2 separate regions of the Homo sapiens genome follow, and region 1 is linked to region 2. Evidence: chromatin loops called from intact Hi-C (ENCODE). Cell type or tissue: ascending aorta. All regions are shown on one strand. Each heading gives the region's core, and the rest is flanking DNA. Links, peaks and the distances in the headings are about the cores only.

Region 1 (5,366 bases), core at 105-5,104, 79 kb after region 2:
GCTGACTTCACCTGGAGTACATCATTCCCCACTCAGGGCAAATGGCAATTTGCAAGTCTGTGTTCAGACAGGACCAGGAGATGGGCATCCCCACACATCAGAGCTGTCTGCCATGGTGGTCACAGCCTTACTGGGCCCCCTGGCCAGTCCTTGTTTTTTTGTTGTGCGAGAGAAAAACAGAGTGGAACACTGGTTAGTTAGCACGGGCCCTGGAGCCGGACTGCACTTATTTGTTGTGTGGCCTTAGGTAAGTCGCTTAAACTCCTTAAGCCTCTGTTTTCTCATCTGGAAAGTAGGGATAATAAAAATACCACCCACCCCCACAAGGGTTGTTATGAGAGTTAAGTGATGTGTGTAGAATGCTTAGCACTATTTAGTAAAACCTGGCTATTAATACTGACAAACAATAATATATTTGTTTTAGCAATATTCTTATAATACTTATTATTGACAAAGAAAAAAAAAGAAACCATGTCACCAAACTTCCTGTGGAAAGGCCCCCACACCAGCAGTCTGAGTGCTAGTCCTGGCTGTGGGGCCGGGGCTGGGCGTGTGGCCCCTGAGCCTCGGTTTCCTCCGTGGTAAGTGGGGATGGAGGTGCCCCGGGTGCCTGCTGTGGACCTTGAAGCTGGCCTCTCCTGCATGGGAGAAGCAGTCATTACATGGAGCTGCCGAGCCGAGTGCATTTGTGAATAAACATGCAGCCTGCTTGTTGAGAGACAGATGCAAAGTCCATCTGGAGAGGGACAAAGGCCTCCCTCCTCAGTTTTCTTTTTTTTCTTTTTTTTTTTTTTTTAGACAGTGTCTTGTTCTGTCACCAGGCTGGAGTACAGTGGCACAAACTTGTGTGGTACGAGGTTGTGTGATCCCTGACATCACTGTCTCCTAGGTCACTGGGGGTGTCCACCCCACACTGGGGAAACCCTGACCTGGGGGCACCCCCAAGCCAGTGAACCAGGGGACGGGGCTCCTTGCGAGGACCAGATGGCATTTAACGCTGATAGGCGCTATCGTGACCTCCTGGGCATGAAACAGGTACCTCCCTGGTCCTTATTCCAGAAGAGGATGCAGAAGCCCTCTGGACAGGCCTGGCTCATGTCCTCCTGCTGGAGCGGGCTGACCACAGCCCTCGGCCCTCCGCTCCCGGCATGGCCCGTCTGGAGTAGCTGGGATTACAGAGGTGCACCACCATGCCCGGCTAATTTTTGTATTTTTAGTAGAGACAGGGTTTTGCCGTGTTGGCCAGGCTGGTCTTGAACTCCTGACCTCAGGTGATTTGCCCACCTCAGCCTCCCAACGTGTTGGGATTACAGGCGTGAGCCACCATGTCCGGCCCCTCCTCAGTTTTCTTAGGTGCCCTGCGTGTGAGAAGGGACCTCTTTGCTCTCTTTCCAGGGAGCCATCAGGCAGTGTGTTCTGGTCCTCGCAGCCTCTTGCTTCCTGGGGAAGACATGCCCTCTATGAACTTCACCTTCCCCAGTGAGTATCGAGGCTTCGGTGAGGCCTCCTGGTATCCCAGCATGGGGCAGTGGTGGGCTGAGCTGTACAGACTCTCCCGGGGGCCAGGGGAACCGGCTGTGTTCCCCAGCGCCTGTCATTTTCTCACTCACGGTTTTCGTGTGTCTGAGGGAAGGCCAGGGAATCTTTGTTTGCAAGGCTAGAAGCTCCCAAGCCAATGAAGCAAAAAGGAGAACTTAGTAGAAGGGCAGGAGAGCCAGCCAGGGCACCCACAGTGAGGACAGCCACTGGGAGGGAGCTGGTTCCTCTCTCCAACCACCCAGGCTCTAGGGTGGCCTGCAACAGAGACCAAAGGTGGCAGCAGAATTGGCAACATGCGTGTGGAAGCGCTCAGGAGAGGAGGAAGGGCAGGGCCTGGGAATCTGCAGGATCTGGGGTCGACACAGCAGGAACAAGGGCACGGGGTCTCCAGACTGTCAGTTCAGGACACAGCCATTGGCCCTGGCCATTCTCCTCCCTCTGTGTAGCCGTTTGCTCAAAATTCAGTCCTAGGAGGCCCGGCATGGTGGCTCACACCTGTAATCAAAACACTTTGGGAGGCCGAGGTGGGTGGATCACTTGAGGTCGGGAGTTTGAGACCAGCCTGGCCAACGTGGTGAAATCCCATCTCTACTGAAAATACAAAAATTAGCTGGCCGTGGTGGCAGGTGCCTGTAATCCCAGCTACTCGGGAGGCTGAGGCACGAGAATCGCTTGAACCCAGGAGGCAGAGGTTGCAGTGAGCCAAGATCCCACCACTGCACTCCAGCCTGGGCAACAGAGCGAGACTCCGTCTCAAAAACGTAAATAAATAAATACATAAGTCCCAGGAGAGGGTATGCAGGGGTCACAGGACCACACCGGACAGGAGGTAGGCAGGGTAGCTTGCTGGACAGTTTCGCCAAGGCTGCTCCTAGTAGGTGGGGCGGGAGGGGCGGGGGCCGGAGAGGTGCCTCAAAGTAACTTAGGTGCTTTGTCTGCAAGTATGGGGAATGAATGGTGGGGAGAGGCTAAAGGAAAAGTCCCGGGACCCCAGCTATCAGGGCAGTTTCTGTCTCTATAGACAGCTTTCCCTGAGCCTCTGCCCCCGCCTGGATCTCGCCTTCCCCCCAGCTCACGTGCCCACCAGACTGATGGCTGAGTCACAGTGCCCGAATCTGGGAGGGAGGATCTGAATGGCCCACATGAGCCAGTTGTTTGGCACAGTCCAATCAGCTGTGGCCAATGAGGGTGGGATCATGTCGTTATGGCTCCAGAGGTCTACCCTCAGGAAAGGGGGTTTTGGGCAGTCACCCCAAATACCATCTATCATAGGATTCAAGAGCTTTCAAAGCTGGGAGGTACACTTCAAAGACCACCAGGTCCAATGTGCTCATCTTACAGATGGGAGAAGGTGAACTGGGGCTTGCTCCTCCCGGTGTGGGGTGGATGCTTTGACCAGGTTCCTAGTTGAGCCTCCAAGCAGCGGGCTCTCCCAGGGTCAAGCTCAGAGACGCTCAGACCATGAGCTGGGAGGAGGAGCCAGGCCCTGGAGCCCTTCCGCACTCTGGTGCCAGGGAGCTGCCCACCATCTGGCCTGTCCCAGCACTGCCCGTTAGGGTGACACCTGCTGGTTTCCCAAGCCGGGTCTGAGACATGGACTCCCCCAGACAGATCCAAGGGATAGGTCCTGGCCCAGTTCTCCCAGGGTCTCAGCCCCCATACATGAGTTATATGTGGGCCAATCCAGGAGCCCCACCCCATGAGGGCAGGGCTGTGTGTGTCTTGTCACTGCTGCCTGCCCCATGCCCAACTGAAAGTGAAGCCACAACAACAATGCTGAATGGGTGGACGTGGCCTCTTCGGTCCCCCACCCCCAGCTGCCCTTTGGCAATGACATGAAGTCCATCCTTAAGGTCAGCCACACGTGGAATCCAATAATCCCAGGCGACTATCTGGGCTCCAAGCCCACTAACCTCTGGTGCAGACTTAGACAATCGCTCTCACTCTCTGGGCCTCGATTTCCCTGTCTGTACAATGAGGGGCTTCAAGGTTCCGTCCAGCTGAGACAGTGTGTGCTGTAACAGTTCTAAGTTCCAGCCTGACCAACATGCGGAAACCCCGTCTCTACTAAAAATACAAAAATTAGCCGGGCATGGTGGTACGAGCCTGTAATCCCAGCTACTCAGGAGGCTGAGGCAGGAAAATCGCTTGAACCCAGGAGTCGGAGGTTGCAGTGAGCCGAGATCACACCACTGCACTCCAGCCTGGGCAACAGGGCGAGACTCTGTCTCAAAACAAACAAAAAAACAAACAAAACAGTTCTAAGTTGGGGGCCAGTCTTGAGGCATCAGAATTGACCAGGAGAGAAAGCAGGACACGCTGCCTTCTCTGGAGTCCTTTAGCGGCTCTTGTTTTTAGACTTGAATTTGGCGTAGCCTTGGTAATTAGTAAGTCCAGCGGCAACAATGGCAGCTACCACTTACTGCGCCTGGTTGTGTGCCAGGCAGGGCGCCACGTACTCCCTGTGCATCAGCTCGCTGAGCCTTTGCAGGATCCTGCGGGTTAGGCAGCAAGGCCCAGAGAGGTTGAGGAGCTGGGGACCAGGTCACACAGCTGGTGACTGGCCATAAAGGATTCAAGTCAGGCTTGTCTGAGCCCCTCTCTGTGCATGTTGGGCTCACTGTGTCATATAAAAAGCCTGAAATCGCTGAGCACGGTGGCTCACACCTGTAATCACAGCACTCTGGGAGGCCGAGGTGCGTGGATCACCTGAGGTCAGGAGTTTGAGACCAGCCTGGCCAACATGGCAAAATCCCGTCTCTACTAAAAATATGGAAATTAGGCAGGGATGGTGGCGGGCACCTATAATCCCAGCTCCTCGGGAGGCTGAGGCAGGAGAATTGCTTGAACCCGGGAGGCAGAGGTTGCAGTGAGCCAAGATCGCGCCACTGCACTCTAGCGTGGGCAACAACAGAGTGAGACTCGGTCTCAAAAAAAAAAAAAATCCCGAAATCTAGCTACAAAGAGATGTGTGCTCTGCTGTGACCCACCATGTTACTTTGCCCAGTTTTGTGGGCACCTTGCTGGGGTTGGCAGAAGGCAGAGGGGTCCTGGTGTTTGGGGCTACCAAGCGCTTGCTGTGTGGGTAAGTCAGCCTACCTTTACCAGCCCTCCACCCCCATAGCCTCTTCCTCCAAGCAGCCCTAGGAGGGCCTGAGGGGACCCCACCAGCAAGGCTCCTGAGGTTCCACAGATGGAGCCTGACAGCCCCTTCCTGGGGTCCAGCCACCAGGGGACACCTGTCATTTGCAGGTGCCCTTCATTCTCAATTGCCTCGAGACCTCATTCATTGGCTGCTGTGCCGATGGTGGTGCCTGGCTCCCGCCTGCCCTGCCTGGGGCTCCATGTTCAACCCAGGATTCTTGACTGGCCTTTGAAGACTGACCCTCTACAGGTGGTCAGACAGGACTTTGTGTGGATTCCAAGGAACAGAGAGGAAGAATGTTTCAAATTAGGCCTCATACCTGTAATCCTAGCACTCAGGCCAAGGCAGGCAGATTGCTTGAGTCCAGGAGTTCAAGACCAGCCTGGGCAACATAGCAAAACCCATCACTACTAAAAATACAGAAAATTAGCGAGGCATGGTGGCACATGCCTGTAGTCCCAGCTACTCGGGAGACTGAGGTGGGGGAATCACCCAAACCCAGGAGGTCAAAGCTGCAGTGAGCTGAGATCGTGCCACCGTACTCCAGCCTGGGCAACCAGAGTGAGACCCTGCGTCAAAAAAAAAAAAAAAAAAAAGGGCTGAGCGTGTTGGCTCACACCTGTAATCCCAGCACTTCGGGAGGCTGAGGCGGGCGGATCATCTGAGGTCAGGAGTTCAAGAC
Region 2 (5,366 bases), core at 173-5,172:
GGCTAATTTTTTGTAGTTTTAGTAGAGACGGGCTTTCACCATGTTAGCCAGGATGGTCTCAATCTTCTGACCTCATGATCCGCCTGACTCGGCCTCCCAAAGTGCTGGGATTACAGGCGTGAGCCACCGCGCCCGGCCGAGGGTCCACTTTTTTACCAGAAAACCCTGTCTGTCAGAACACATGCCCAGCGTCAAGTGGTAGAGCCTGGCTGGGAACCAGGTCAGATTCCACAACCTGTGGCCCCAATCACCGTCCCACACTGCCTTTCCATGCTGCCTTTGGAACCCTCTTGAGGGTCTGGGGAGTTCTGGCATCTTCACTCTAGGACCCGCCAGAGCAACGCACAATGCTGGATGCCCAGCGTGGCCACAGAGGGTGACATCGCTGCATCCACTTCTCAACGGTTGCTTCAACCCCAAAGCGGAAGTCACATTGGGCCTTCAGCTTTGCCTGGAAGGTGGTGGCGATCTGATGATTCCTTTCACTCTGAAACATGTCTGAAACGTGGCCTGTGTTTGCAGGTGGTGGTTCATTCTAACATGGGCTGCTTGATCTTATCAATCTACACGCTTCATGCGTCTTTCAAGAGCTTTTGGCCAAGAGCAATGAATTCTAACTGACAGTTATGTTCCTGAGTCCGCGCTGGCTTTTGTTGCTCTCTGAATTCGTGTTCCTTTAACAAGCTACGAAAGTGAAAACCACCACCTCCTCTGATCCCCCTCTCCCCAACATGGCAGGGCCCATGCATACTGAGCAAACACGGGGTTACTTGACCAGAGGGGGAAGAGGAGGGCTCTCCTCTATCCCAGGCTCCAGGCCAAGGGTGACTCGGGGGAGGGCAGCCACACAGACTGCCACCTCTCGGGGTGCCTGCTGGGAGCTTGCACAAGAGCTACTCATCTCCCCACCTTCCCTCCCGACGCAACCCTCCATGTGGTCAGCAACCAATCTCTAGGCCCCCTGCGCCTGGCCCATCACAGGTGCAAAAGTCAGATGAGGTGAATGAATCATTTGCCTGAATCCCTGAGCCAATGGAGGTAGGGACCCAACCGGACATGCTGCAGCGCACACACCTCCCAGGGGTCCTCAAAGTGTGATTCACAGACCCGCAGCAGCAGCGCAGCCCAGGAACTTGTTAGGAACTCAGATTCCCAGGCCCCTGCCCAGACCCTCCTAATCAGAAACTCGGCGGCTGGGCTGGCAAGCTGGGTTTGAAGCAGCCTCCAATCCAGGTGATTCTGAGACACACTTGACTTTGAGAGCCACTGATCTAGGCCAATGGTTTTCAGACATTTTTAAAGCAGCAGCCGCCCTCTCCAGATGAAACAGGCAGGTCAGGGGATGTCGTGGGTGAGGCAGTGGGCGGGGCCTCACACCACTCAACTCTAGGCCTCGCAGAAACACTCCTGCAGATTTTTCTGGTTTAAAAGTATACTCAAGGTTCTCACTTTGCACATTCTTTCTCTCTCTTTTTTTTTTTTTTTTTTTTGAGATGGAGTCTCGCTCTTGTCACCCAGGCTGGAGTGCCATGGTGTGGTCTCAGCTCACTCCAATCGCCGCCTCCCGGGTTCAAGTGATTCTCCTGCCTCAGGCTCCCATGTAGGTGGGATTACAGGCGCCTGCCACCACACCCAGCTAATTTTTGTATTTTAGTAGAGACGGGGTTTCACCATGTTGGCCAGGCTGGTCTCGAACTCCAGACCTCAGGTGATCCGCCCAACTCGGCCTCCCAAAGTGCTGGGATTATAGGCATGAGCCACTGCACCCGGCCTACACATTCTTTCTCTTCAGGAAACTGGGAAGACAACACCCAAAGCCAGAGAAAGGGTGTCACAAAGGGAAGAAACCTAAAACGAAACGGAGAAGAATGTAAACAGACAAAGCAACAGGCCCACACAGGGAGGCGAGGACAAGTCCAGGAAGCGTGTTTAATTGGCGTGACATGGACGACATACAGCAGGAGCTTGGGGAGGCTGGGGCATGCTACACGGCCCCTGTCCACCCCTGGGCCTCGCCCTGACCCTGGCCCCAGAGACACACACCGGCAGGTTCAGACAGGACGGCACCCCAAAAAGAGACTCAAAGGGGGCTGGGGAGGCAAGCAGGAAAGGAAATAACCACAACCAGAAGACATTGCCTTTTGTTTGTTTGTTTTTGCAAGCATTATACCAATTTCTCCCCCAAGTGGCAGGCTCCGGGTGGGAGGCAGCAGCAGTCCAAACCGCTACTCTTGGGCACCGTCCTCCACTTCTGTGAGGGGCTTTGATGATGACACTCACATTTGGGTCTCACCAGGCCCCTGCGAGGCAGGCCCAGCAGAGACTCTTGCTCCCATCCAAGGGATGGGGAAATTGAGACCCAATGAGCAGAACTGACTTGCGCAAAGTCCTGAAGGAAGCCAGCCACCGAGTCAGGCTGGGAGTGAGGTGGGCCTCCCTGGGGCCGGGAGCCACTGCAGGAACAGGGACAACAGGGAATGTGCAGACTGGGGAGGGCGACTCGGGGCTACCCCATCCTGGAGAAGGGGCAGAGCCTGAGCCTGGATGCTAAGATGCCAAGACAGAAGATGGGACCAGCTGTTTATTCAACAAAAGCCTTTTATTCATTCAAAAATTAACCATTGGGTTTATTCCGCAGATATTAAAAAAAAAAAAAAAAGAGGGGGGCAAGGCTTCCCATCACAGTGCCCTTAAGTTAATTCACTTGCTATCCAGGGATGGCCTAGCAGAGGGGTGTCTGGGAAACGCTGCCAGAAATGTGGTGGCCCAGGGCCTCTGAGGACTCACAGCCCCCTCCTCGCCTCCCCGCTCCAGCCTCCCTCCGGACCACCCGTCCGGTGGGGTTGCAGCCCCCAGGTGCGTTGGCGGCTTACCACCACCAGGGGGCGCGCCGCGCTTCCTTAGCTCCCTTAAAATTAAATGCTGAAACCGCGCTGGGAACAGGGTGACTTTCCGCCTGGCGGGTGGGCAATGGAGGCTTTTTCCAGAGACAGCCTGCCTCTCCAGGAAGGGATCCCAGGCATCCCGACCTCCCCACCAACCCCCTCCGAAAAAACACAAAGTTCCTGAAACCCCAGGTGCACTTGTCTAGGAAACGGGCTGTCAAACTGAAAAGCATTTCAGGGGAAGAGATGTCAGTACAGAGGGTGACACGTACGCTTGCCTTGATGTTATTTTAAACGTGGCCTGCTTAGATCATGGAAAATCGGAACATTCTCCTAAGTCACCATCAACACAAAGTGAGGAGCAGACGCTACGAGGAAGAGGACAGGCCGTGGCCGACTGGCCGCCTGGGGCTGGTGCCTGCCCTGGCCCCAGTGCGAGGCTCTGCAGAGGGACTATGGGCGTGCCCTCTGCATCAGAGCATCTGAAGCGAGCCGCATTGGGTGGCAAACGCCGCTGTGGAGAGGCGCACGGGCTGCTCAGGAGGCACCTGGCTCAGGATTCTGCGGCATCACTGCAGCCAGAGGCCTGGGGAGAGGAGGGGGCAGAGATCGGTCCCTGCCAGGCAAACTCTAGTGAAAATGGCCAGTGTCCAGCACCCCGCCAGGGCCGGGAAGGGCGGCCCTTCCGGCAGCTCTGGGCTGGCTCGGGCTGTGGGCCCACCGGCATGCTGGGCTGCGGTCCGCAAGCATACCATCTGCTAAGGCCAGAAGCCACACCTGTGGCTTCAAACCAAAAGGCCAAAGGGCAGGACGATGGAGGAAGGCCGGACACACCGAAGGGGTCCACATGCTTAAGCCCAGACACCCTCAGCCACAGGTCAGGTTGTACAACAGTGTCAGTCCCATTGGACCAGAGAGGCAAATCGAGCCTCAGGCAGAGGCCAAAGGAAAGTAATTTGACCTGGGAAAGACCTCCCTCATCCTCTCAGCCCAAAGCCACCATGTTCGTTCCCTGCCCCAGACCCCAGGTCAGAGCCCAGCTGAGAAACTTCAGCCGTTGGTGCTGAGTCCCAGGTCGCCCGGGCCAGCAGCTGAGCAGGGAGCCGACTGGCAGGGGCCTCAAAGAATCCACCCTTCAAAGTGGCCTGTGAAGGTGGAACCACTGACCCCATCCCTGCAGGATGTTGGTGGGGGAGGGGGGGTTACCGTGGGGCCAGCGTGCAGTCCTAGGGGGCTGCCAATGAACGCCTCAGGGGGGACGCTGGGGTTGGCTGAATGCTCCAGCCAAGGGGAACAGCCACGCAGCCCCACACGGCAACGTCACTACGGCAGAGGCCTTCCTCGGGCTGGAGGCCTGCTTGCTGAGGGTGGGAACCGAGGACCAAAGTGTCCCCTCTAAAACATGGGCTGATGGGCTGTTGACTCTGCAAAGCAGCAGCAAGAATTCTAGACCCAGGCCTGGCCCTGACAGTCTGGGAAGCGGCTTCTCACCTCAAGCCTTCCCTGTGCAAGGACTCCTTCTGGGTCCCAAAGAGCGCTCAAGGGTCTGGGGGGAACCAGGAAATGCTGCGGGAAGGGACAAGGTGTGCCACATGACACATTCATCTGCTGGAACTGACCCCACACACCAGCAGCCACGCAATAGGGGCTGTGCTGTGACTCAGACAGTCCCTCGGGCTGCTGGGGTCAAGCAAACTTAACCACAGCATCACCAGCCACAGGAAACTGAACCCCAGGCCTAGAGTGACATGATGTCGGCATGGAAAAGGGCCTTCAAGACCAACCAGCCCGGGCCTCCTCGCTCTGCAGATGGGGCAACTGAGACCCAGAGAGGGCAGGAGGCTGCCCACAATCAAAGAGCAAGGGCCGGACCTTGGGCTCCTACCTCTGGTCCAGGGTGGCCTCGCATTCCTGGTGATGGTCCTGGGGCCGCACCTGCCTCAGTGGCAGGCACCGCTGGAAGCCTCCGTGAAGACATGTGGGCCGCAGCCCCAGGTGTAGGGACTATATTGATGGGATTGCCTGGAACTCTTCTCTCCTTCCCTCCCTCCCAGCCTTTGAGCCAAGAGAAGGCCAGGGAAGGACACCATGCAGTTTACTGGAAAAAGCAGATAGGAAGGAGGGAAGGCAGAGCGGGAGAGAGTCATGAACTATCTTGAAATCCCCTCCCCAGCCCAAGGAGGCGGGGGTCCCCTTGATTTCTGCTAACTTACTTCAAAGACCACCTCTCCTGACTCTGCCTGGGTACCCAATGCCCCTTCTTCCAGCTCCCAGCCTTAGGCGCCCTGTTTTCCATGCTGCGGCAAACACCAAAGCAAGAGTTGAGAAACCTAAAGATGTCCCCTGTTCATCCTCGGAAAAAATGTTACGGACCCAGGGGAGAACAAGGATGCGGGGACAGAGGCAGCAGGGAAAAGGGGTTTGGCAGGAGGCATTCGGGCTGGAGGGAACAGTGCATTAGCCATTTAGGAATTTCCACCT

Evidence for each region. Peaks named below come from ENCODE experiments on the same cell type or tissue, not always from the same donor. Only the 100,000 strongest peaks of a DNase experiment are listed, where the experiment ranks them.
Region 1: a loop joins it to region 2, with 8 times the contacts of the local background. A loop is called at or near these places in 9 of 110 quality-filtered maps.

What each region holds. Positions count from the first base shown.
Region 1 is chr9:130,154,549-130,159,914 of GRCh38, reverse strand. No RefSeq gene overlaps it. Among named protein-coding and RNA genes, the nearest start is that of GPRACR, 13 kb to the right of the region's middle. In ascending aorta, for the core only: a CTCF peak has its summit at 3,125 (motif pointing left); a DNase peak (open chromatin) is centred at 3,074.
Region 2 is chr9:130,233,842-130,239,207 of GRCh38, reverse strand. It overlaps NCS1 (neuronal calcium sensor 1), which reads right to left. Exons shown (of 8, transcript NM_014286.4): 8 at 1,905-5,366. Among named protein-coding and RNA genes, the nearest start is that of MIR12126, 4.9 kb to the left of the region's middle. RefSeq lists an enhancer at 1,697-2,256. In ascending aorta, for the core only: a CTCF peak has its summit at 2,877 (motif pointing right); DNase peaks (open chromatin) are centred at 2,877 and 3,399; H3K4me3 peaks cover 839 bases; H3K27ac peaks cover 1,305 bases.